Regions from separate parts of the Homo sapiens genome. Here regions 2 and 3 are each linked to region 1. The links are chromatin loops, found by intact Hi-C in ENCODE. Cell type or tissue: heart right ventricle. All regions are shown on one strand.

Region 1 (8,000 bases):
TGTAGCACCTCTGTTGACCTTTCACCTACACCCGCTTGTGTTTACTTTTTAATTGGTTGCTCTTACTGAGGAAATATAACTAACAACAAAATTTCCTCTCAACCTAAAAAACCTTTCCACAAAGTAAAGGAGAAAGAAAACAGTGTCATCATTGAATAAGCATTAAACCCTGAAGGTGAGGCACATCACAGGTAGCTCCTAAAGAAACTGCGGGCCGGGCACAGGGGCTCACGCCTGTAATCCCAGCACTTTGGGAAGCCGAGGCGGGCAGATCACAAGGTCAGGAGATCAAGACCATCCTGGCTAACATGGTGAAACCCCGTCTCTACTAAAAATACAAAAAATTAGCCGGGCATGGTGGCGGGCACCTGTAGTCCCAGCTACTCGGGAGAATTGCTTGAACCTGGGAGGCAGAGCTTGCAGTGAGCCGAGAGCACACCACTGCACTCCAGCCTGGACAACAGTGCGAGACTCTGTCTAAAAAAAAAAAAGAGAGAGAGAGAAAAGAAACCACAGGCTGGGCACAGTGGCTCATGCTTTTAATCCCAACAGTTTGGGAGGCCAAGGCGGGCGGATCACCTGAGGTCAGGAGTTCGAGACCAGTCTGACCAGAGAAACCCCATCTCTACTAAAAATAAAAAACTTAGCTGGGCAGATGGCAGGTGCCTGTAATCCCAACTACTCAGGAGGCCGAGGCAGGAGAATCGCTTGAACCGGGAGGTGGAGTTTGCGGTGAACTGAGATCGCGCCATTGCACTCCAGCCTGGCAATAAGAGTGAAACTCCATCTCACAAAAGAAGAAAAAAAAGAAATTGCAAAGACAAAAAGTTCTTGCTTTTTATGCAGCCATTTAGAACATACCTGTTCACAAGATAAACTATAGCTTGTCCTCAAGTCAGAGGATTTGACAGCACCGTTTGTCATACATAGCTCATCTTAAACTCACCTAGTAATTGAGGGGGCTATTGTGTTTGCTAATTGCCTTTATTCAAAGAAATAATAAAACTTCTTAGATCTCTCTGATAGGTAGCTAGTTATAATTTGGAGCGAGCACCCATGGAGATGGGAAGATAGGGAGGCTAGCTTCCTTGATGTTAACATTTCAAAAAGATAGCCCCAGGTCCTTCAGAAGGACATCCCTGGTTATAAAGCTGGCAAAGGAGATAGAGAAAGAAGTAACAACTGCAAGTTTTTTAAACTAAATACTCTAAGAAAAGAGAGATGAGAGATGGCAAGGGAAAGTTTTCCTTGTTTGCACTAGGGAAAATTCAGTTTTTTTCCCATTTAGATTTGTACTTACATTCTAGGGCTATGCTCTACGTGGCAAGCGGCTACCAATTGGACAGCACAAATCTAGAACATTTCTATCATTGTGTAAAGATTTGGGGGGAACTTCAGAGTGAAACCACCTTTGCAAAAATTATAACAATGAGAAAATTACAACATGAAAGAGATCTGATCTAACCAACCCCTATCTTGCCTTTAACCTCCAAACTGCCTTTGGTCTTTCCTGGGCTTAGGCTAAGCTAACTTTGGGAGAAATTTAGGTTATAGTTTACATGAGAAGAACCTTTCCCTAAAACTAAAGCACCTTTATAAAACTAATGAAAGCCCACCAGGTTAGGAGGATGAAAGGGGCTTCTAGTCTGCTAAGGTGTAGGAGTAAACAATTACCATCCATTATTCGGGAAGTGACAAAATTTGCAACTTCCCCAATTACTCTGGCAGATAACATTATTATAATAGAAAATAAGACTGGCCTTTTGGGATGTCGTTTGCTACTTTTGCATTTTTGACGACTGGATACCCACGACTCTTGGCTCAACTGCTCCTGTGGCCCCCATCCTGTAGCAGACTTGGTGCACTAGGACCGTTTTCCACACCCCTATGATTGCATCCCCAACCAATCAGCAGCATCCATTCCCCTATCCCCCTGCTGGCCAAACTATCCTTGAAAAACCCTCACCTCCGAATTTTCAGGGAGATTGATTTGATAACAATCTCCCACGTGGTATGGCCAGCCCATTTCAATTAAACTCTTTCTTTATTGTAATGTCATGGTCTCAGTGAATTGGTTTTGTCTGTGCAGTGGCAGGAAGAACCCATTGGGTGATTACAATGGTTCTGGAAATTACAATATGCGTCTTTAATTTATCACAGTCAACCTTCAGATATTCTACTATTTCACAAATGATATATGTGAACCTTGAGCTTGCACTTTGTGGATCTTGCTATGCCATTCAATCTCTGACTTTCTTTCTACCCTCGTGCTAATCAAGAAGCTTTCAGCATTGTCTCTGTCCCTCACACCTTCCATCATACCCCTGCCCCACTTGCTATAATGCATTATTGGCATGATATGAAACATACAGTATCAAGTCCATCAGTGGATGGGAATGGACTCACATTGCTCCACAGATTACAAAAACCCACCTATCCAGATTGAAAAACCATGTGATGAGGAATGTGTGTCTCTGTTAAAAATCCAGATACACCCTGGGCCGGGTATTTTCCATTTGCCTCTTCATACTCACTCTCTGCTCTTCTTCACCCTGCTCTGAGACCCAGGAGCTTACCTTTTATGGATGTTTCAACGGGCACTGCTTGCTGCCTCTGGCTTTTAGATGGGCTTGGCCAGTGATGGCCTTGGCTAGAGATTGGTGAGAAAGAGAAAAATGAGATCAGGGCATCTCTCCCTCTACCTCCCTCTGTCATGCATCTCTCTATAGAGCAACTCCCTCTCTGAGTTCCTGGACCCACGCTCTCTCCTTGTTCCTTTAGGCCTATTAGTAGTGGTTGCTTCCTTCTCAATTATTACCAGACTTGAAACGGTCCCCCAGTGTTGACGAGGATTGCATGCTGAGTTCTGAACAGAAATATATTTGTAATTAAACATTAATCAGGCTGCACTTTGGCCCACTTCGTTGTTGCTAAAAGTCAGGTAGCACCAGGTACTGACCATTTGCATTTCCATTGTTCCTATAGATAGGATCTCTGAAGTTAGGGTCATAAAGCTGTTGAAGAATTGATTTGCATCCCGCATTGTTCCCCTGTGTACTGTCAGTGGGTATTGAGATAAATGAAGGCAGGAATGGGCCTTTTTGATGTTTGTCACCTCATACTTACTCCAGTATCAACCAACAAAAGAAATAGCTGGTGACTGAATGAACAGAGGGCCAGTCATAGGAAGAATGGTGAACTGTGGTGGGAGGAATTTACCTGTCTCAGAGGGTAAGGGTTTTTGGTACATTTAAGCAGGACAATTGCAAAAATCCAAACAAAATTTTCAGACTGGTTTTCTAAACCTGCACATGATTCATTTAACTGACAACATTTAATCTGCTGCATCCCAAGCCCAAGTTAGTTCTCATTGTTAAGTCTGAATTGATGGATTCTCAATGGGTTTGAGGGATTCTGAGGAAAACTACAGAGGTTTCAGTGCAGGACACGATCTATTTGCAATGGTTCAAAATCTCTTTCAGTTCCTATATTCTGGTTACTTGGATTGTTGGAGATTTTACTCACTGTATTAAAGATCTGTTTTATTCTTCTTTCTTTTTACCCGAGGCTATACATTAAGACGTACCCTATATGTTCCCCTGCCCCTCGTCTACAGCTTTCAGCTTCTTCTAGCAGGAAGTTTGGTTTTGCAACCCCTCTTGAGTTGGACCCTTCTAAAGTAATCTTGAGTTTCTCATTCCAGCCTCTCCAAGGACCACATCTATTGTTTCCCTAGTTTACATGGGTTCTTTTTCAAAGAAAAACACTGGATTGGGATACTTCAATGAAAGAAGTTGGAAAACGCACAAAATACAAGCATCTTAAATGCTTCTAGATATACCCCAACTAGATGTACCAGGTTGAATTGGCTTAGCAGTAAACTATATGTATGCTCACCTAGTAATAATCCATGTGTTTCTACACTTAAGAGATCCTCTGGACTACAGAAATAAGATGGAACAGAAGCACTGTGGCATAACTATGAGTGTTATATGCTTTATGGCCACAAGATGGCACTATGCACGCAGTAAAAGAGGCAAAGTCAATCTATCAAAGCTAGGAAGAAAAAAAAAAATCAAGCAATTTAATAAGTTCGTGAGCAACACAAACTTGCAAAGGCCAATTCCTTCCTTCACTAATTGTGACCCTCTCAGATAAAGTGTGATACGCTTCAGAGTTGCCTGAGAAACGAGACCTGGATTACGGAAGTCTAATAAAACCCATACCACTCTTTGATGGTGAAATACAAAATGTCTTTCTGAAGGTCAGTCATGAGCCTTTGGTTCTATCAAAAATGCTGCACTTTGGAGGAAATGACGCTGGCCAATGGATTTACGAATAACACACTCAGCCTGCTGTGGGCTATCTTAAAGAATAGATGTTGACTTTTTCTGAAATATTAGATTCAACTAAGCATATGTTGAATTCTCACTATGTGCAGAGCCCTATTTAGTGGCTTTAAAATTACTCAAAGATGAGTAAGGCCCAGACCTTGCCCTCCAGAGGCTCACAATATAGTGGAGGAAGTAGTTACAAACAGCTTATTCTGAAAACCAAGACACTGTAAAAAACAACATATCAAAGATAGAAAGAAAATGCCAAGGCTGATTGGAGAGATTAATTCTTCTTTTGATTAATTTCTCTTTGTCATTCCCAATTCCTCCAAGTTGAAGGGGAAAGGGAATGTCTAGGAGCTCTTCTTAGACAGGTGGGCTTTCGATGAAAATTGGAAGTTAATATAGTTAGGATACGGTCCCCTCCAAATCTTAGTTGAAATGTGACCTCCAATGATGGAAGTGGAGTCTGGTGGGAGGTATTGGATGATGGGAACCGATCCCGCAGGAACGGATTCGTGCCATCCCCTTGGTGATGAGCCAGTTCTCGCTCAGGTCGTTCACGCGAGATCTGGTTGTTTTTTAAAAGCGTAGCCCCTCTCTCCCCTCTCTCTTGATCCTGGTCTCACCATGTGATACACCCACTTCGCCTTCCGCCAATAATTGGAAGCTTCCTGAGGCCCTCACCAGAAGCAGATGCCAGCACCACACCTCTGGTTCACCTGCAGAACCGTGAGCCAGTTAAACCTCTTTTCTTTATAAACTACCAGCCTCAGGCCAGGTGTAGTGGCTCACACCTGTAATGCCAGCACTTTGGGAGGCTGAGGCAGTCAGATCACCTGAGGTCAGGAGTTCAAGACCAGCCTGACCAACATGGCGAAACCCGTCTCTACTAAAAATACAAAAATTAGCCGGGCGTGGTGGCGGGCGTCTGTAATCCCAGCTACTCAGGAGGCTGAGGCAGGAGAATCGCTTGAACCTGGGAGGCAGCGGTTGCAGTGAGCCAAGCGCGCCACTGCACTCCAGCCTGGGCGACAGAGTGAGACTCCGTCTCAATAAATAAATAAATAAATAACCAGCCTCAGGTATTTCTTTATAGTAATGCAAAAATGAACTAATCCAGAGAGTAAGTAAACAGGAGGAAGGACCACCTAGATCAGAAGCTTACCTCACACAGGTGAGGGTGGCTAGCGGGTAAGGGATTAGAGGCGGTGAGCACAGCAGAAGGTGTGGGTGAAGAGGCAGGTACAGGCCACCCTGTGGAGGACTTGGAACAGCAGCTAAGGCTGTGGGACCAGACTCTTTATGCAGTAAAGAGCCACAGACAATTGTGAGCAAGACACCTTATAACCAGGTTTTAGAAAGAATCCTCAGCTGGAAGGAGGAGATTCTGCAGGAAGAGGGTGGGGGAAAGTTGAAGTTAACTCCAACCAAAGTCAACCTTAAATATTAACCTTTTTTTCTTCTGACTTTCATTGACTTTTCCGTGCATTTTCAGTGCCCTTTTCTTGCTGTAAAGTAAATTTTAAATATTATGTCAATAGGTCACAGAGGCAACAGACAGGCAAGGTATGGTTATGAGAAAAACATTTCCCTAAACAAAATTAGAAGACAGCATTTGATGAAAGATTTTTTTCCTAACTTGTGAGTTTGTTTACATAAAAACACTTACAAAATTAGTCAATCAAAATAACATGGAGTCATTTACTTAAAGAATTCCTTACGTTTAAAAATAAAGTACTTGAATATGGAATCAACCTAAGTGTCCATCAACTTAAGTGTCCAATTTAATCCATCAACTGGATTAAAAAACTGTGGTACATATATACCACGGGATAATACTCAGCCATAAAAAAGAATGAAATCATGTCTTCTGCAGCAACATGGATGGAATTGGAGGCCATTAACCTAAGTGAAATAACTCAAAAACAGAAAGTCATTTGAGACCAGCCTTACCAACATGGAGAAGCCCCATCTCTACTAAAAATATAAAATTAGCCGGGTGTGGTGGTGCATGCCTGTAATCCCAGCTACTCGGGAGGCTGAGGCAGGAGAATCGCTTGAACCTGGGAGGCGGAGGTTGCGGTGAGCCGAGATCTCACCATTGCACTCCAGCCTGGGCAACAAGAGTGAAACTCTGTCTCAAAAAAAAAAAAAAAAAAAAAACCGTATGTTCTCACTTATAAGTGGAAGCTAAACAGTGGGTACACGTGGGCATACAGAGTGGAATAATAGACACTGGGGACTCCAAAAGGTGAGAAGGGAGGAGAAAGTAAGGATTGAAAAATTACCTCTTGGGTACAACGTTCACTGTTCCGGTGATGGGTACACTAAAAAGCCTAGATGTAACTGTTATGCAATCCGAGCATGTAAACAATCTGCAGCCGGGCTTGGTGGTTCATGCCTGTAATCCCATCACTTTGGGAGGCCAAGGCAGCAGGATTGCTTGAGCCCAGGAGTTCTAGACCAGCCTGGGCAACATAGTGAGACCTCGTCTTTACAAAAATTTTAAGAAATTAGGTGGCCATGGTGGTGTACACCTGCGGTCTCAGCTGCTTGGGCGGCTGACATGGGAAGATCACTAGAGCCCAGGAATTCAAGGCTGCAGTGTGCCATGACTGTGCCACTGTACTCCAGCCCAGATGACAAAGACTATGCTTTAAAAAAATGAAAATTTAAAAATCCTGCACTTGTACCCCTGAAATATATAAAAATAGAAACAGAAACATAAATAATAATAAAATGCATTTCTTTTACACATAAAACAAATAAAAGTAAAGTACTTGAAATTAGACGATTCCAGAAAATTGTTGACATGTTTGTTCCCCTAACAATTTGGTACTTTGGTCTCCTTTATGAAACTGTGAAAGCTCCGAGCCAAAAGCTTTGTCTTTCTTCATTCTTGCATCTTTAGTACATATCACAATGCTTTATATATGACACGTGCATGACTATTTGTTGTTAATTGAATGGTATATCATATTTCAATAGACATTTTCCCCAACATTCTATTGGAAAACTTTTCACACACATAGCAAACTGAAAGAATTTTCAGTGAACACTTGAATTTCTACCACCAAGATTTCACTATTAATATTTTACTGTTCTTAGTTTATTACATATCTATCCATGTCTGTATCCATTGATCAATCCATCTTATTTCTCTTGGTGAATTTCAAATTAAATTATAGCCATAAGTATACTTAAATACATCCATACGCTGAACACATCAGAGTTGAATTACAGTTCAAGATTTATTTACATTTTTTTTCTTCTGAGGCAAAATCACATAGCATGAAATGCACCAATTTTAAGTGTACATTTGCTAAGTTTTGAAGAATGCATACACCCGTGTAACCAAACCCCTTTCAAGATGTGAAAATGACCATGACCCCAGAAAATACCAATACCTCTTCCTGCTCAGGCCTCATCTCTATCTCTGAGAGGCAATGACTTTTTTATTTAAATTTTTTTTAGTTTTGCCTCTCCTAGAACTTTATATAAATGGAGTCATATAGTGTGGACTCTGGAATAGACTTCTATCACTCAGCATAATTTTTTGAGATTCATCTAGGTTGTGTGTACCAGTAACACATTTCTTTTTGTAGAAAAGAAACTATTTTGCAATGGAATGCAGTAGCGTTCTATTGTATAATTATGTCAAAA
Region 2 (8,000 bases), 420 kb after region 1:
AATTTAAATTAACCAGTTGTGATGGCTTGCACCCATAGTCCTAGCTACTCATGAGACTGAGATGGGAAGTTTCTTGGGCCCAGGAGTTTGAGGCTGCAATGAGCTATAATGTGCCACTGTACCACAGCCTGAGTGATAGAGTAAGACACTGTCTCTTAAACAAACAGGCTGGGCTTGGTGGCTTATGCCTGTAATCCCAGCACTTTGGGAGGCCAAGGTGGGGAGATCGCTTGAGGTCAGGAGTTCAAGACCAGCCTTGCCATGATTGTGAAACCCCATCTCTACTAAAAATACAAAAATTCACTGGACATGGTGGCACATGCCAGTAATCCCAGCTACTCAGTGTTGGAAATAAGAGCTCAGAGTTGTAAAGAAAATGAGCATTCAAATAAAGGATTTCTCAGCAAGGCAAATGTGCTTCTGCAGAAGGGTGCTGCTCATTCTTGTCACTGCAAGAGCACACTGAACAAAGAAGGGAATGGGTTTTTATCCCTAACACAGTCAGTCCCTACTACTGTGTCCAGTCCCCATTGGCTGGGGTCAGACTGCACAACCTAAGCTGATTCTGATTGGCCACATAAAAATGGAGCAGGGGTGGGAGCTACAGCGGTGGGAAGAGCAGTTTCGGAACTAAGGGTGCCAAGTAATGCACAGATGTGGATTGTTACAGATTGGGAACGGATGTGGGTTACAGATTGGGAATGGATGTGGATTACAGATTGGGAATGGCTGGAAATTTTTTACCATAACTAGGGGCAAGGAGGCAAGGAAGATAGGCTTTGAAAATAGAGGACAATGGATCTTTGAAGAGGAACTCAATGTTTCCTACTACTTCCCCCTCTTGATTTTCATAATTCTTCCTCTTCAAACTCTTTAACATGTCTTGACTCTGCTGTTCTGCTTGGTTTTCTAAAAGTAGGAGTTTATCTGAGTAAGGTGGGGGAGAATTAAAGGTTTTGGTGAGAGCTGTTTCTATAAGTCTCTGCACCAATCCATGAATACAGGGTATGATGCAGCATCCTACAAGAATAAGTACACCTATAACAATTGCAAGAGGTAAGGCCTTGTAATGCCTTTGTAATTGTTCCACTGGGGGCTATGTTATTAGGGATGGAATAAGGACAGGACAGACTGGTTGGTAAGCTCTTGGAAGGGGTTAAGCTCACTGCATCCCATTACGTCTCCAAGGAATGCTAAGTTTTCCTCCTGTCATGAGAGACAGGAGGTAAAATTGGCATCAGGAGACAGAGGCTGGATGGCCCTCGGAGGCTGACCCACAGGGTGTCAGACTTTAGGGAGTAGCAGAGAAAGAGATCAGCAGAATTCATTACCCCAGGCTGTGGGGTCTTGGAAGAGAGCTACCATAAAGCTCATGCCCTGTCGAATGGAAGACCATCCAAGTGGTCACTGGGTATGGAAGGGATAAAGGAGGTATAGGAGGGTTAAATTGTTATTAGCTTTAGTTTGGTAGGACTCTCCTCCGGAACAATGGCCCATGACTCTGGAAGTGGTGACACCTTCTTGACTTGGGTATGATGAGTCCATCCTCTTTCTGCTGTTTGGACTGCAGTCTCAGTGGTTACAAGCACTAGGTAGGGTGCTTCCCAAGCTGGTTCTAGTTTTCCTTCTTTCCAACTTTTGATGAGGACATAACCCCCAGGCTGATGCTGGTGTGCTGGGAACTCTAAGGGTGGCACCTGTGCTAAAAGACCTTTAGTTCTGAGAGAAGAGAAAGTGGAAGATAGACCGAGTATATAATTTCTGAGAAACTGATCTTTTGTTTCAAACATAGGAATGTCAGCAGTGGAGTGTAAATAGGGCAGCCCATATAGCATCTCATAAGGGGATAAACCAACATCTTTCTGAGGGGCAGTTCAGATTCTTAACAAGGCAATGAGTAGGCATCTAGTCCATGGCAACTGAGTCTTTTAAGACTAATTTGGTTAAGTGACTCTATTTTCTCCACTCTTCCCCAATGAAGGTGGGTGCCAGGGAGTATGGTATTCCCATGTTATGTCTAGTGCTTGGGTTAATTTCTTAATGACATGCACAGTGAAATAAGTCCCATTATCTGAACCAATATTTTCTGTTAGTCCATACCTGGGTATAATATTTTCAATCAATGCTTTGACTACATTATTAAGTTGCACTTGAAAAGGGAATAGCTTCCACCCAGTGAGTAAGGTGATCTACTATCACTAATAAGCACTTTAGGCGAATGAATGAGGGCATTTCAGTGTAATCAACTTGGACACTTTGGAATGGTCTTAATCCTGGACTTCTTCACCAAGGGGTGGTTTTCTAAGGGTCTACTTATTAGTCTTTTTGCATATTAGGCAACTATCTGTAACTTGTCTTGCCAGAGTATAAATTCTTATACATCCATAAACCCTGAGAACTGCATCACACATAGCTTGAGGTCCCGTTTTGATGCAAGTGAGATAAGACTTCTCTCATGAGGGGTTTGGATAACATTTATCTTTGGTCTGGTAGCACCCATTTCCCTTCTGAATTTTCTTTGGCACCTATTTTCATTGATTTCTCCCTTTCAGTGGAAGAGAAGATGGGGACTGGTCAGGGGAGGAAGACAAGGGATTAGGTGAAAAGTGGGTGTTTCAGAGGAAATGGCAGCTTGTTTGGCTATTTGATCTGCAAGGTTATTCCCTCGACTTTCAAAAGAAAGACCTTTTTGGTGTCCTGGGATATGGACAATAGCTGTCTCTTCTGGCAGCTGGAGGTTATCTAATACTTGAGTGATTAATTGCTTGTGGACAAGGTCTTGGCCTTTGCTATTGAGACCTCGTTCAGTCCAAATTTTCCACAGGTGTGAGCTACCCCGCCTCCAAGGCATACTTGGAATCAGTATAAATAGTCCCTTCCTGGTTTTGCAAGTGTTTCAAAGCCTGATTTAATGCAAACAATTCACAAGTTTGGGTGGACGAATTGTTAGCCAATCTTCCTGACTATATTTCTGCAAGAGCTTCCCCATCAACTACTGAATACCCATTATGTCTCTTTCCTTCAATTACCCAGGAAGGGCCATCTATAAATAAATGCTGTCCTGTTTTGAAAGGGGTCTCTCTTAAATTGGGCCTGACTTTTGTGTGATAATCAATTAAATCTAAACACTGATGCTCAGGTCCTTTTAGATTTGGATTTCCTGTTAGAAAACCTGCTGAGTTAAGTGAGTTATCAGTGGTTAGTGTTAAATCATCTCTTTCTAATAGGATAGCTTCATACGCTAAAATCCTTGAGTCAGTGAGCCACCATCCTGCTTTCTGGTTTAAAATAGCTCTAACTTGATGGAGTGTGCTTACAACCAAAATTCCCCCAAAAATTAGCTTTCTGCTTTCTTCAGTTAACAAAGCAGTGGCTGCAATAGATTGAACACATTCGGGCCATCCACAGGTTACGGGGTCTAAAACCTTTGATAGAAAGGCTACAGGTTGCCAGTGGCCCCCATGTTCTTGGGTAAGTACCCCTAAAGCTACCCCCTTGTTTACATTAACAAAGAGGTAAAATGGCTTTTCTAGGAGTTCCTGCTTAGTTTTAGGCAAAGTTAGGGATACAATTCCTTCAACTCGCTCAGGTCCTATCCTTCGTTTGTCCTTACTTATTAAGTGCCCTAAGTATTTAACTTCAGGCTCTACAAATTGGAGTTTTCCCTTTGAAACCTGTAAGCCTTTTTATCCGAAATGGTTAAGGAGGCCAATGGAGAGTAATTTCAGTGGGCCTTATCCTTTGGAGCCCCCTGCTGGAAGGTGGATAACATAATACTTGCTTTTTGTTTTTGCTTACGTATACTTTCTGAGCTTCCCTAAGGAGTTCATTCATGGGACGGTCTTTTCAATTCTCTATCTTTTGTCTTTAGCATTCCCTGCCCAAGGGGATCTTCATATTTTCCCAGTGAGCTGCATTGTTATTGTCCCACTGGGGGTCTTAGGCGGATAATTTTTGGTCTGCGGCGGGAACATTTTGATGTGAGAATGTTCGTGTTCCCAAATTACCATAGCAGCTCTACAGATTATTCTCCTTTCTTCCCCTGAAAAGAGGATGCCCATGATGGACATTAATTCAGCCCAAGTATATAATTGGAGTCCTAAAAATTGGTCAATTTTATCTGCCACTCCATAAGGGTCATCTAACAGTGGCTTGACTTTTTTTTCAAATTTCAAACTTCTGAGCTGGTTAAAGGGACATTCACAAAGCCAATGGCTCCCCCTCCTATGGGCACCTCTCTTAAGGGGAGGAATGTTGGAGCTGATTCCCTAGAGGTAGAGGGGAAAGGGAAGTTCTGAATATCCTTTTTACATTGCTCTACCTCACGTTGAAATCCTTTTAGGGAAGGGTACTTAGGAGCAGGCTCATGCAATGATAGTTCCCAAAAGTCAGGGTCATAAGGAGGAGGAACAACGTGAGTAAGGGAAGGATCTGGGGCAGTAGTGGCTGTCTGAGGGGGAGGGAAGTTAGGATCAGGGGCATTAAGCAGGGGAAGGTGGTCTACAGGATCCCATACTCTGGTGGACTGTTTGGAGGTAAGGACCCTATTCTTTTCTGAGGAGTTGGTTTCTGACTTACTTCCTGTAGTTTTTAGGGGATAAAGGAAGACTGGGGGTTTCCCATCCTGGAGATTTGACCTGAGGCCCAATCCCTCATCCTAGAGATTTCTTACCTTTCCTTTCTCTAAAGGCTCAACCCCCCTTACTGGAGATTTCTTGCCTTTCCTTTCTCTAAAGGCTCAACCTCCCTTACTGGAGATTTCTTGCCTTTATCCCGACCACCAAGGAAATACTGTGTCGCCCCCCACGACGTTTCTTACCTTGGTCTGTGCACAGAGTTACCTGGTTGCTGCAGTATGTGAGGATCCTTTCTGCCCACATTGCTGAGTGTCCAGATTTATTCATCACACCGGGTAGGGCCCAATTCCTTACCCTGAGGCCACCACAACAAGGCAGTGGGATGCTTCTCCTCATGGGAGGGGACTGAAGACCCTTTCCCAGAGGAGAATGGGAATCCCAGATGAGCCCGGGAAATAAGAGCTCGGAGTCACAAAGAAAATGAGCACTCAAATGAAGGATTTCTCAGCAAGGCAAATTTACCTCTGCAGAAGCGCTGCTCGTTCTTCTGGTCACTGCAAGAATACACCAAATGAAGAAGGGAATGGGTTTTTATCCCTAACACAGTCAGTCCCTACTACTGTGTCCAGTCTGCATTGGCTGGGGTGGGACCACACAATCTAAGCTGATCCCATTTGGCTACTTCAAAATGGAACAGGGGTGGGAGCTACAGCAGAGGAAAGAGCAGTTTCGGAACTAAGGGTGCCAAATAAGGAACAGGTGTGGGTTGTTACAGATTGGGAATGGCTGTGGGTTACAGATTGGGAACAGATGTGGATTACAGATTGGGAATGGATGTGGGTTACAGATTGGGAACAGCTGAAAATTGTTTACCATAACTAGTGGCAAGGAGGCAAGGAAATTAGGCTCTGAAAATAGAGGACAAGCAGAACCTTTGAAGAGGAACTCACTGTTTCCAACATCGGGAGGCTGAGGCAGGAGAATCGCTTGAACTCAGGAGGCAGAGGCTGCAGTGAGCTGAGATCATGCCACTGCACTCCAGCCTGGGTGACAGAGTGAGACTCTGTCTCAAAAAAAAAAAAAAAAAAAAAAAAAGCAAACTTGCAGAATATGACGCTAAAGTTTTATGGGACCTTTAATTTTGTATCCACCTTCTCAGTATATTTGATATACTGGCTTCACATGGATACTTCACCTTTTTCAAGGATCAATTTCATTAGCATCAGTAGCCACTCTCTTTTTTATTTATTTTAACTTTCATTTTAGTGTCAAGGGTACATATGCAGGTTAGTTATATGGGTACATTGCATGTCTCAGGGGTTTGGAGTACAGATTATTTCATCACCCAGGTAATAAGCATGCTATCTGATAGGCACTTTTTCAGTCCTCACCCTCCTCCCACTCTCTGCCCTAAAGCAGGCCCCAGTGTCTGTAGTTCCATTTTTTGTGTCCATGTGTATTCTGTGTTTAGCTCCCACTTACTACTTTCATTTAACTCAACTTTGAAGCAATCTGCCAGCTCAGAAGTGATTCTTGCCTGAACAGAATTCCACTGGATAAGACCTACTCCAAGCATGAATACATAGTGAATGTTGACCAGCTATTGTTGGATATTGGCAGCAATAAATGATGTCATGTTTTTTCTCCAAGAGGGAAAGGAGAATGTTATCGGAGGAAGCATCCATAACAGGAAACTGGCATGATCTGTTTTCTAATGTCAATATGAGTCATATATTTATTTATTTATTCTTTTATTTATTTTGAGATGGAGTCTTGCTCTGTTGCCCAGGCTAGAGTGCAGTGGTGTGATCTCGGCTCACTGCAACATCCACCTCCCGGGTTCAAGCAACTCTCCTGCCTCAGCCTTCTGAGTAGCTGGGATTACAGGTGCCCACCACCATGCCCAGCTAATTTTTGTTTTTTTTTTTTTACTAGAGATAGGGTTTTGCCATGTTGGCCAGGCTGGTCTTGAACTCCTGACCTCAAATGATCCACCCCCCTTGGCCTCCCAAAGTGTTGGGATTATAGGCATGAGCCACTGTGCCTGGCATAGATTTATTTTTTTGAGCAGATTACATGTTTCTCTGAAATGAGGAAATGTTTTCTGTGATAATGATAGTGATCATGTAAAAGAATGGCCTGATCTAAAGGAATCACCGTTTTGTCCAAACAGGTGGTTACTGGGAACAGAATGTAAAAATAATTTGCTCACTGTTGTATCTCCAGCAATTGATACAATGCTTGGTAAAAAGCAGATCCTCAAAAAAAAAAAAAAAAAAAAAAAAAAACAACTTTAGAAAGTAAATAAAGAAAGGGGGAAGAGAGGAAAGCCAAGAGAATGAGGAAAGAAGTTTCAAGAACATCAGATAAAAGCCCAAATATTGATGCAGGAGAGGATCTCCAAAATCTATGTCCAACTTCCTTATTTTAGATATAGGAACTGCAGACACAGAGGAGTTCACTAACTTCCCAGGGTTATAATATCTCAGGCTAGATGGTTACTGTGTCATTCCCAGATGTTAGGATTTTGGACTGGTGTGTGTGTGTGCGTGCGTGCACACACGAGAGTGACTGTTGCCCAAGATGGAGTGCAGCCTAAGTAATTTTTGTGTTTTTGTAGAGACAAGGTATCCTCCCCCTGTTGCCCAGGCTGGTATTGAACCCCTGGGCTCAAGTCATCCACCAGCCTTGGCCTCCCAAAATGCTGGGATTACAGGCATGAGCCACTGCACCTGGCCAGGACTTTGGACTTCAGTCTTCTTAATGTAACACTAGTGGAGCTACAGGAAGTATCATCAAAGGAAGACCCTGGGATCTTGCACTCTGACTCCAGATTAGCATGCTGAGATTGGAGGAAGCTTGAGAAGTCTTAGCCACAGACTTGGAAGAAACTCTGGGATTTAAATGAGAGAGCAAAAGCAAGACATAGTGGAGCAATTTAATTCTAAACACCAGACTAAAACTGAGCAAATCCACAGGTGCTGTTATTTCCTTACTGTCAATGGTCTATACTTCTCTACACACATGCACCATTGTCCCCTCTTGCTAACAATCTGGGTTAGACTGCAGTAGTTAAAACTCAGGGACAAAAATTAGCTCTCTCAGAGATTATAATTTGCCAGTAGAATTCAGAGACTGTGATGGCACAGATGATAGTGGCTTCTCTCGACATCTGTACTGGGGCATGTGAATAGATGTAATCCTTGGAATACAGCAAAAAGTTCTGCAGCCAATCATTGGAAAAAGTGGAGTTACACAGATTTCTTCACGGTGAGACTTTATAAGGCCTTTAACAAACTAATATGAGTTTTGAATCTCAAAAAGGCAAATTGGTTCGTAGACTTTCCAAACTTTTTTGACCCGTACACTCCCTACTTTGATTTTGAGGACTTATTTTCCAAGGGACTATACTTCCCCAATGGT
Region 3 (8,000 bases), 70 kb after region 1:
AACAAGTAGTAAATTGAGCATAACACACCAGCTTAGTTTATTGAAGTTGTGCAGGAAAAAGAAAATTTATGCTAAAATGAATTCTTAAATATTTATCTTGATATAATAGATTACTAATTGTTGTACTAATGAAAAATACTTAAATACTACTTTTTGAGATAAAAGGAATAAGGTGATCTCCACCTGTATTTAAGCTGTGGTTACCTTATGCTTATATTGCAACCCTATTGTCAACCAAGATATTCATCAATAATTCATTTAAAATTTAGGATAACAAACAAACAAAAATCCCAGGTAACCCAAAAAAGTTCCTGAGAGGAAAATAATTACATCTTCACACAAAGTCTTTAGAACATTATATTTCATAAAAGACAATGATAAAAAAGTACAAACATTTCCATGAGAAGCAAAAAAAGAAGTGGGATACAAGAAATTACTAGCATTTATTTCAGTGCATTTATGTAGAAGCCTTTCATCTAAATAAATAAAATAATCTTAAGTACACTTCCTCTTTCTGATAAACAATACTATAACCATTTTAGTTCTCTCAACCGGCATACTTGCAAATACAAGACAATAAATCTACAACAGTATGTATTTGAAAAACACATAAAGAAATATATCAAAGACAAGCAAAGGCCAAATAAAATGACAAAATCTGCTTTCACTTGTAGGAAGCCTCCAGAAAGAGAATATTGTATTGGACATTTTTCCATTTTGTTTTAAAATATCAGTATCTTGGCTGGCAAAAGGGTATATAAGGAAATTTTTAATACATAACTGTATCTACTTAATATTATAAAGTTTTCTTACTGAATAACTTTTCACAAAAACAAAAACTTAAATGTAGATTTAAAAAATACTCATAAAACCCTAGTTTTAGCAAAGAATTAACTATCTCCACTGTGAATTATATATAGTTCCAGCAAATGTGTACTCTTCTCCTTTTCTTCTCTACAGACAGGCCCATTAGTCATTACTTCTTTCTGTAGTTGAAAAGCACCATGTAATTTTCCCAGTTAGTGCCATAGGGACCTCCTATTAGCCCTAGGTCCACATATACGGGTTTCTTGACTTTGAGACTAGGAAATACAACAGATAAGTTATCAGAAGATGTCTTCATAATTTCAGAAAGATCTCAATTTGCTTGACTTCATTTGTTTAGAAATGAAGTAATAATACTCCTTCCATAGACATACCTAGCATTGCACTGGATATGGAATAGGCAATCAATACATGCTCATTAATAAATCCTCCAAACATCCTATAATTTGCATTTGCAATGTATTTGTTAATCTTTATGTAATAATTAATACAATGAAGATAAACGGGCACAGCTCTGTCACTCTCACAGAAACATATTAAGTTCACTGTTTATAGGCAAAAATAATTTTAGGTCTACACTAAAAAAGCAAAACAAACAAACAAAAAGCAAACGAGGTGGTTTTCACAGGATGACAAACTATATTTCAAAACTGAAAAAAAGCAAAATGTTTATATCTCACTCCTGAAACAAAAATTAACATCAGACTTAAGAAAATAAGGCAGATACTAGTAGTACTAAGTTTTCTTGAAACTGTAAAATATATATAAAAATGAAAAGATACCGAATGTGGACAGCTCCACATTGATCAACAAATGTTAACATTCTCAATCTCTTTCATTGACTTTAAAAACTATGTAATAGAAACAGAAAATGAACTAATACACAAATGAAGTACAAATATCATAATTTTCAGAAGGTTTGATTTTTCGAGTACCATAAAAAAACTGAAATATAAATATTTTGGAAATAGTTCTAAGAAATAAATATGAAAATATTTTGTTTGGTATCATAACACAGAAGCTATCCATTTTCTCAAAGTGTAAGGATTCAATTATTTTATGATTTAGTTTGTGGTCATTTGTGTTATCAATATTGCCATAAAAATGACACTTCAAAATAAAACTTACAATCTGAGATAAATAACCATAGTTCTGTTTTAGGTAAACAATCCTTGAGGCAAATATTATCCAAACGTTTCTCATATATAGATTTCTATTGCTCATCATTGTTGTTGAACATTCACTTTATAGATATTTAATTTTTTGTTTAAAATTTGTGAAAATATCAAGATATTTTAAACAATCTTTATAATTGCTAATTTTCAAAAAAGAATACTGTTCGGCTTTACTGTGGAAAAATTCATCCAAAATTAAGATATGTACTTGATATCAGGTAGTAAGACCTTTTTTCAGAGAACAGTCATATGAAGATAACTGGACAAAGCCCTGACACTCATGCAAACATGTAAGATATTACATATAGAAGACATTATGGCATCAGTGCACCAAATAACTCATCACGTATTTTAAGACAATGCTATTAAATTATGCTTTTAGATACTACATATAGAAGACATTATAATATCAGCGCACTGAATACTGATCATGTATTTTAAGATAATTCTATTAAATTATACTTTTAGAAAGAAAATTTTAGTAATTAACACCAGAGATATAATCTCTTAAAAGTGAAAAAAACAAAATATAGTTTGAATGAAACTAACATTCAAGGGTCCCCTCCAAAAGTGAAATTCTATGTCTGAAAACTAAACTTAAAATTTGTTTTTATCTACTAAGTATTTATCTTTATAAAAATAGAATATTTAATTCTTATCTAATAGTATAATTCATTTGTATATTATAAGTACTATTGGGTTTTCTTCCATAGATCATTCTTTTAAAAAAACTGACTTGATTTCTTTTTAAATGAAGATACTTTTTTTTGGCTCTTCTGAACTGGAAATAATAAAAGTGCTGTTCACCGTGAATTTAAAAAAAATACACAGTATAAACACACAACCTTGGAAACATTTTTTGAGGCACAAAATCCCTGACACACCAGAGGTACATGGAAAGACATTTAACATAAAGAGATCCTTTATATCATGTCACATCACAACTTTTAAGATTTTTCTTGGTAATACTCATGCAATATGCATAAACAATATGGTTGTGATTTCTAGCAAAATCAGATGAGATTGCAAGCAAGGAAAAACATAGGTAATCCCGGTAGGAAGAAAAGCTATTTAAGTCCTTCCTTCTTTTCCTTTAAAGCCTAAGAAAGCTGTGACTTCTTCCACACAAAAGGCTGAGGTCTAAAGCTCAAAACTAGTATAACAGTTTACTGTATTAGTTGGCTGTCAATTATTGACAGTTCCTTCATTTCACACAAGGGTTAACCTTTGTTTAGTGATGTAAATTTAGTGAGTTTTTTTCATGCAAATAAAAAATGTCTATAAAAGTCCAATAAAGGTATAACCGATTACATGCAAAACTGCAACACATCTAATTTTTAAACAATTTGCACACATTAATTTATATCACATATATACAAAATATGTTTAAACGGAAATAAAAGCATTCTCTTGAATTAAATTATAGATTTTAGTATAAAAATTTTCTCTTCGGAGGGAGCTCTCTTAACTTCCGATCTTAAGTAGTGGCTTCCCGTTTCTGCGGTGCTCGCCACAGGGGTGTGTCTCAGAGCAGGGAGGACGGGTGAGAGAAGGGTGACTGTATATAGTCCCACTCTGTAAACACTGTGGACTGCTGGCTCTTCTCAGAGAAAAGGGCACTGTGACACAGCCAATCACTGACCTCCACTAAGAGCGCGCTCCAAGTTTATGATCCAGCATTGTGGTCTACCTTGCCACGACAGCCACTTCTTTTAATAGTCTTCGATTGGAGCTAACTCTGGCATGAGGTTTACAGATATGTTTGTATACAACCTATCAACCAGTATTTTTGGCCTATATATTAAATTGTTCAGTCCATCGATGTACTGACGCTCCTTGGAATACCTTAGTAATTTATACCTATAGTTTTAGAGGAAAAAACAAAAAAGCAACAAAACATGTTCAAAAAGGAAAACTGATAAGGACTGTGTTCAAGGTCATCTTATAATTAAAGCACTTAATGCCCTTTACAATTTCTGGTTCTTGTGCATAATTTAAGAATCTCTAAACCATTATTCTAAATTAGCAATTTTACTACTCAAGAAATGCCACCTGAAAAAATTATTTTGCACTTTTACAATTAGACATCTTTAATAAATAAAACATTATGCTTTATGTTACGTAAATACTTTTACATAAATAGTTAACCGGGCTCTTTAACGTAAATATGTGTATTTATTAATGTATATATACGTATATCTCTTAAAAACAAGCATCAAAAATGCTTCCTTTTGTAAAGATTCCCTTCAGCAAAAAATACTTCCCTTCCATTATGAAAATTCCCTTCAGCAGCTTTTTTGGGGTTCAATGCATTTTTATTTACCTTTCATTTATTCAACAGCTTTGGAAACCTTGGTATCTGAAGATGACATTCAACTTACCGTCCTAAAAACTGGACTTCACCTCTATGGTGATGAGGAATTGACTTGTATTTTCCTAAGTCTCCCTCTGGTCTGGTTACATTATATCCAGCATAGTGAACTCTACAATGCCATATATGGAAATGAAAATATAGAGAAATAAAATATGAAAATGGGTTATGTGAGTTCAATTTTAAAACACAAAAGAATGCTCTAATCCAGGGTTCCCCAACCCCTGGGCCACAAACCAGTATAGGTCCATGGCCTGTTAAAAACTGGGCCGCACAGCAGGAGGTGAGCGATCATTACTGCTTGAGCTCCACCTCCTGTCGGATCAGCGAATGGCATTAGATTTTCAGAGGAACACAAACCCTATTGTAAACTGCACATGTGAGGGATCTAGGTTGTATGCTCCTTATGAGAATCTAATGCCTGATGATCTGAGGTGGAATGGTTTCCTCCCGAAACCATCCTCCTGGGTCCTTGGAAAAATTATCTTCCAGGAGACTGGTCCCTGGTGCCAAAAAAGTTGGGGACCGCTGCTCTAATTATATGCTGCCAATAATTTCAGAAAGCAGACTTAATGAAAAAAAAAGAGAAATATAAAACAGGGTTTAGAAACCTCAAACATATCCCATCCCAAAGAATGTTCTTGGAATGGATAAGTACTACAATTTACCTAATATAAATAAGATTTATAAAAATTCTATTAGTGAACAATTTGTACCTCAACATACCTGTTCCAAAGGTCATCATCTTCTCCTCCCCATCCCCAGAAGGCATTAGGAAAACCATTGATCTTTCTAAATTGTTCCACTGTCAGCCCACTTACACCACCAAAAAATTCTTTATATGGAAGACTAGAAAAGAAAGACACAGTATTCTAAAAATAAAATCATAATAATTTCCCATGTGAAATGAAGGTTTCAGCCTTTTATGTGCTTTGCAAAATATGCCCTTATATTCTATATAGACAATTATGTTAGAAAATGTAAAGTACACCAAGACATAAAACATTTTTATATTCTAGTGAAACAAGTACATGTACATGTGTTATGTTAAATGTAAAGCACTTATGGAAACCTAAATTTAATATTTAGTATACAAATAAGACTCAAAATAAAATCTGTAAGGCTCAAAACCCAGTGCCCCCAAATTGTATATTTTCACAGCAAAAGTAAACATGATTAAATATATTTATAATGGTCAATGCATGTCAGATGTTCCTAAACTAGTAACACTGAAAAAATTAACTGAATTATAAACGCATTATTTATTATATAGAGCAGGATAAATATCAATTACAAAAGACAATTCTAGCATTTAATTGTCTAGCTACCTACTTTTATAATGATCTTATCTGTTGGAATTATACTCTCAAAATATTCATGGATATTTACAAATATATTCATTTTCAATGCATTGATATTTACAGAAATAACTATTTTTGTTTGGATTTTATTTTCCTTACCCTTTCCTAACTCATACTCCAAGGAATGTGTCAAACGATGCAATGTTTTTAAACTTTTCTAAACTATATTTTTACTTAGCTAAACTGTGTGTTTAGGTATAGATTGGCTTTCTGACATTTAGGCAGCATCCCTAGACCTGCAATCCTGAATATATTCCCATGGACTGAAACACGCCCCTGGGGAGCAGATGCCAGAGCAGAGAAAACGTGACCATGCACAGCACCCAAAAATCAAGCTGAGGGAAACCTGGCTGCAACCACAGCAAAGCTGTCTCAGAGGAGGGAACTTTTTGTTAGACACTCGCCTCACATTCTGAGAAGGACGTGCTGTTTGCCAGCTGGGGTCTTGTGTGGCACACAGACCAGGGAAGACTGGTTCTTTCATGGAAGCCTAGGGTTGTAGGAGAAAGCAGTCTTGCCCTCATCCTAGGTCAAAGGTACTCCAAGATGGTAACAGCAACACTGATCCTAAAGACAACCATACTCTCCTGAGACCTCTCAAGGCTCACACTTGGGAGCTTAGTGTTCTGGTATTACAGTAAGACTAGCTGGGGGTTCCACAGGGCCAATAAGCATTCTTGGCACCGTGTACTTCCCACATCAGATGGATTATTCTTGCCCAGGCTAGTAGTTTAGGAAAAACCTGAGATCGTCAGATAGGGAAACATGAATAAATGTGTCTGTGTGCTTATTGACATGTATAAATCAGCAAGCCTATCAATTCCATTTATTGCTCTAAGTGGAAATAATCAATTGTGCTATATGAATAATGGAAAGTTATTAGGTAAAATGAAGGTATAACAGATAAACTAAAGAAGAGAAAACAAAACCCAACAAGTCAAACTCTTGCAGTGTTTATCTTACACTGTAAAAGTGGGAGAGACACTACACCTGAGAGTCTGAGTTCTCTGGTCAGCAGTAGTGTGGCCATCACTGTGGGGCAGGGACGCTTCACCAGGCTTCATCCCACAGCTGAAGTCTATGCACTGCCCAGACCAGGCCTTGATCTACTGCCATTCTCCTAGAGCTACATTCTAATTTCTCTACAAACGTCCAAGATGCCTAACCAATCCAGGGACTAGTCTAGATGGATATGAATACAGCTGACGCTTGAACAACACAGGTTTGAGCTGCACAAGTCCACTGATATACAATTTCTTTTTCAATAAAAGTTACATAGAATGTGCCTCTCCTGCCTCCTTTTCCATCTTCAATTCTTTCACCTTGCCACCCTTGAGACCCCAAGACCAATCCCTCCTCTTCCTTAGCCTACTCCACGTGAGGACGATGAGGATGAAGACCTTCAGGATGATCCACTTCCACTTAATGGACAGTAAATATATTTTCCCTCCCTTATGATTTTCTTAATAACATCTTTTCTCTAGCTTACTTTATGGTAAGAATATGGTATACAATACATATAACATACAAAATATGTGTTACTCAATTGTTTATATTATTGGTAAGGCTTTTGGCTAACAGTAGGCTATTAGTAGTTAAGCTTTTGGGGAGTCAAAAGTTATACTAGATTTTCAACTGCATTCCGGTGGCTGGGGGAGGTGGTCACCACTGTAACCCCTGCATTACTCAAGGGTCAACTGTATTTTATTAGAAATTGATATTTTCAAGTTAACAACAAATTATTTAGACAACAAATTCATTTAGAATTTAACAATAAATTAATTTAGAATTCTTAGTTTATATGCCCTTTATGATTTTTTTTTTTTTTTTTTTTTTTTTTTTTTTTTTTTGTGAAAATCGGTTACCCTGGATCTAATGTGATTCTAGCAAACTGACTGAAATCAAGTTTCCAGAAGTGGTAAGAACCAGATTGTTGCCGGGCACGGTGGCTCATGCCTGTAATCCCAGCACTTTGGGAGGCCGAGGCGGGTGGATCACAAGGTCAGGAGATCAAGACTATCTTGGCTAACACAGTGAAACCCCGTCTCTACTAAAAATACAAAAAAATTAGCCAGGCGTGGTGGCAGGCGCCTGTAGTCCCAGCTACTCGGGAAGCTGAGGCAGGAGAATGGCGTGAACCCGGGAGGCAGAGCTTGCAGTGAGCCGAGATCGCACCACTGCACTCCAGCATGGGCGACAAAGCGAGACTCTGTCTCAAAAAAAAAAAAAAAAGAAAAAGAGAACCAGATTGTGAACCTTGATGGCCTT

Evidence for each region. Hi-C counts contacts between places; a loop is a spot of excess contacts. Peaks named below come from ENCODE experiments on the same cell type or tissue, not always from the same donor. Only the 100,000 strongest peaks of a DNase experiment are listed, where the experiment ranks them.
Region 2: a loop joins it to region 1, with 8 times the contacts of the local background. A loop is called at or near these places in 53 of 110 quality-filtered maps.
Region 3: it touches region 1 in a loop (2.1-fold over the local background); 11 of 110 quality-filtered maps call a loop at or near these places.

Annotation. Positions count from the first base shown.
Region 1 is chr18:31,552,066-31,560,065 of GRCh38, forward strand. It overlaps DSG2-AS1 (DSG2 antisense RNA 1), which reads right to left and starts at 4,846. Exons shown (of 6, transcript NR_045216.1): 1 at 3,898-4,846; 2 at 2,577-2,650. In heart right ventricle, CTCF peaks have their summits at 4,016 (motif pointing right) and 4,215; no DNase peak of the experiment used is centred here; H3K27me3 peaks cover 664 bases.
Region 2 is chr18:31,973,718-31,981,717 of GRCh38, forward strand. No RefSeq gene overlaps it. Among named protein-coding and RNA genes, the nearest start is that of TRAPPC8, 35 kb to the left of the region's middle. In heart right ventricle, CTCF peaks have their summits at 3,755 (motif pointing left) and 3,956; no DNase peak of the experiment used is centred here.
Region 3 is chr18:31,621,902-31,629,901 of GRCh38, forward strand. It overlaps B4GALT6 (beta-1,4-galactosyltransferase 6), which reads right to left. Exons shown (of 9, transcript NM_004775.5): 7 at 5,098-5,220; 8 at 4,382-4,483; 9 at 345-3,860. The coding sequence ends at 3,713. Among named protein-coding and RNA genes, the nearest start is that of TTR, 34 kb to the left of the region's middle. In heart right ventricle, a CTCF peak has its summit at 4,691 (motif pointing left); no DNase peak of the experiment used is centred here.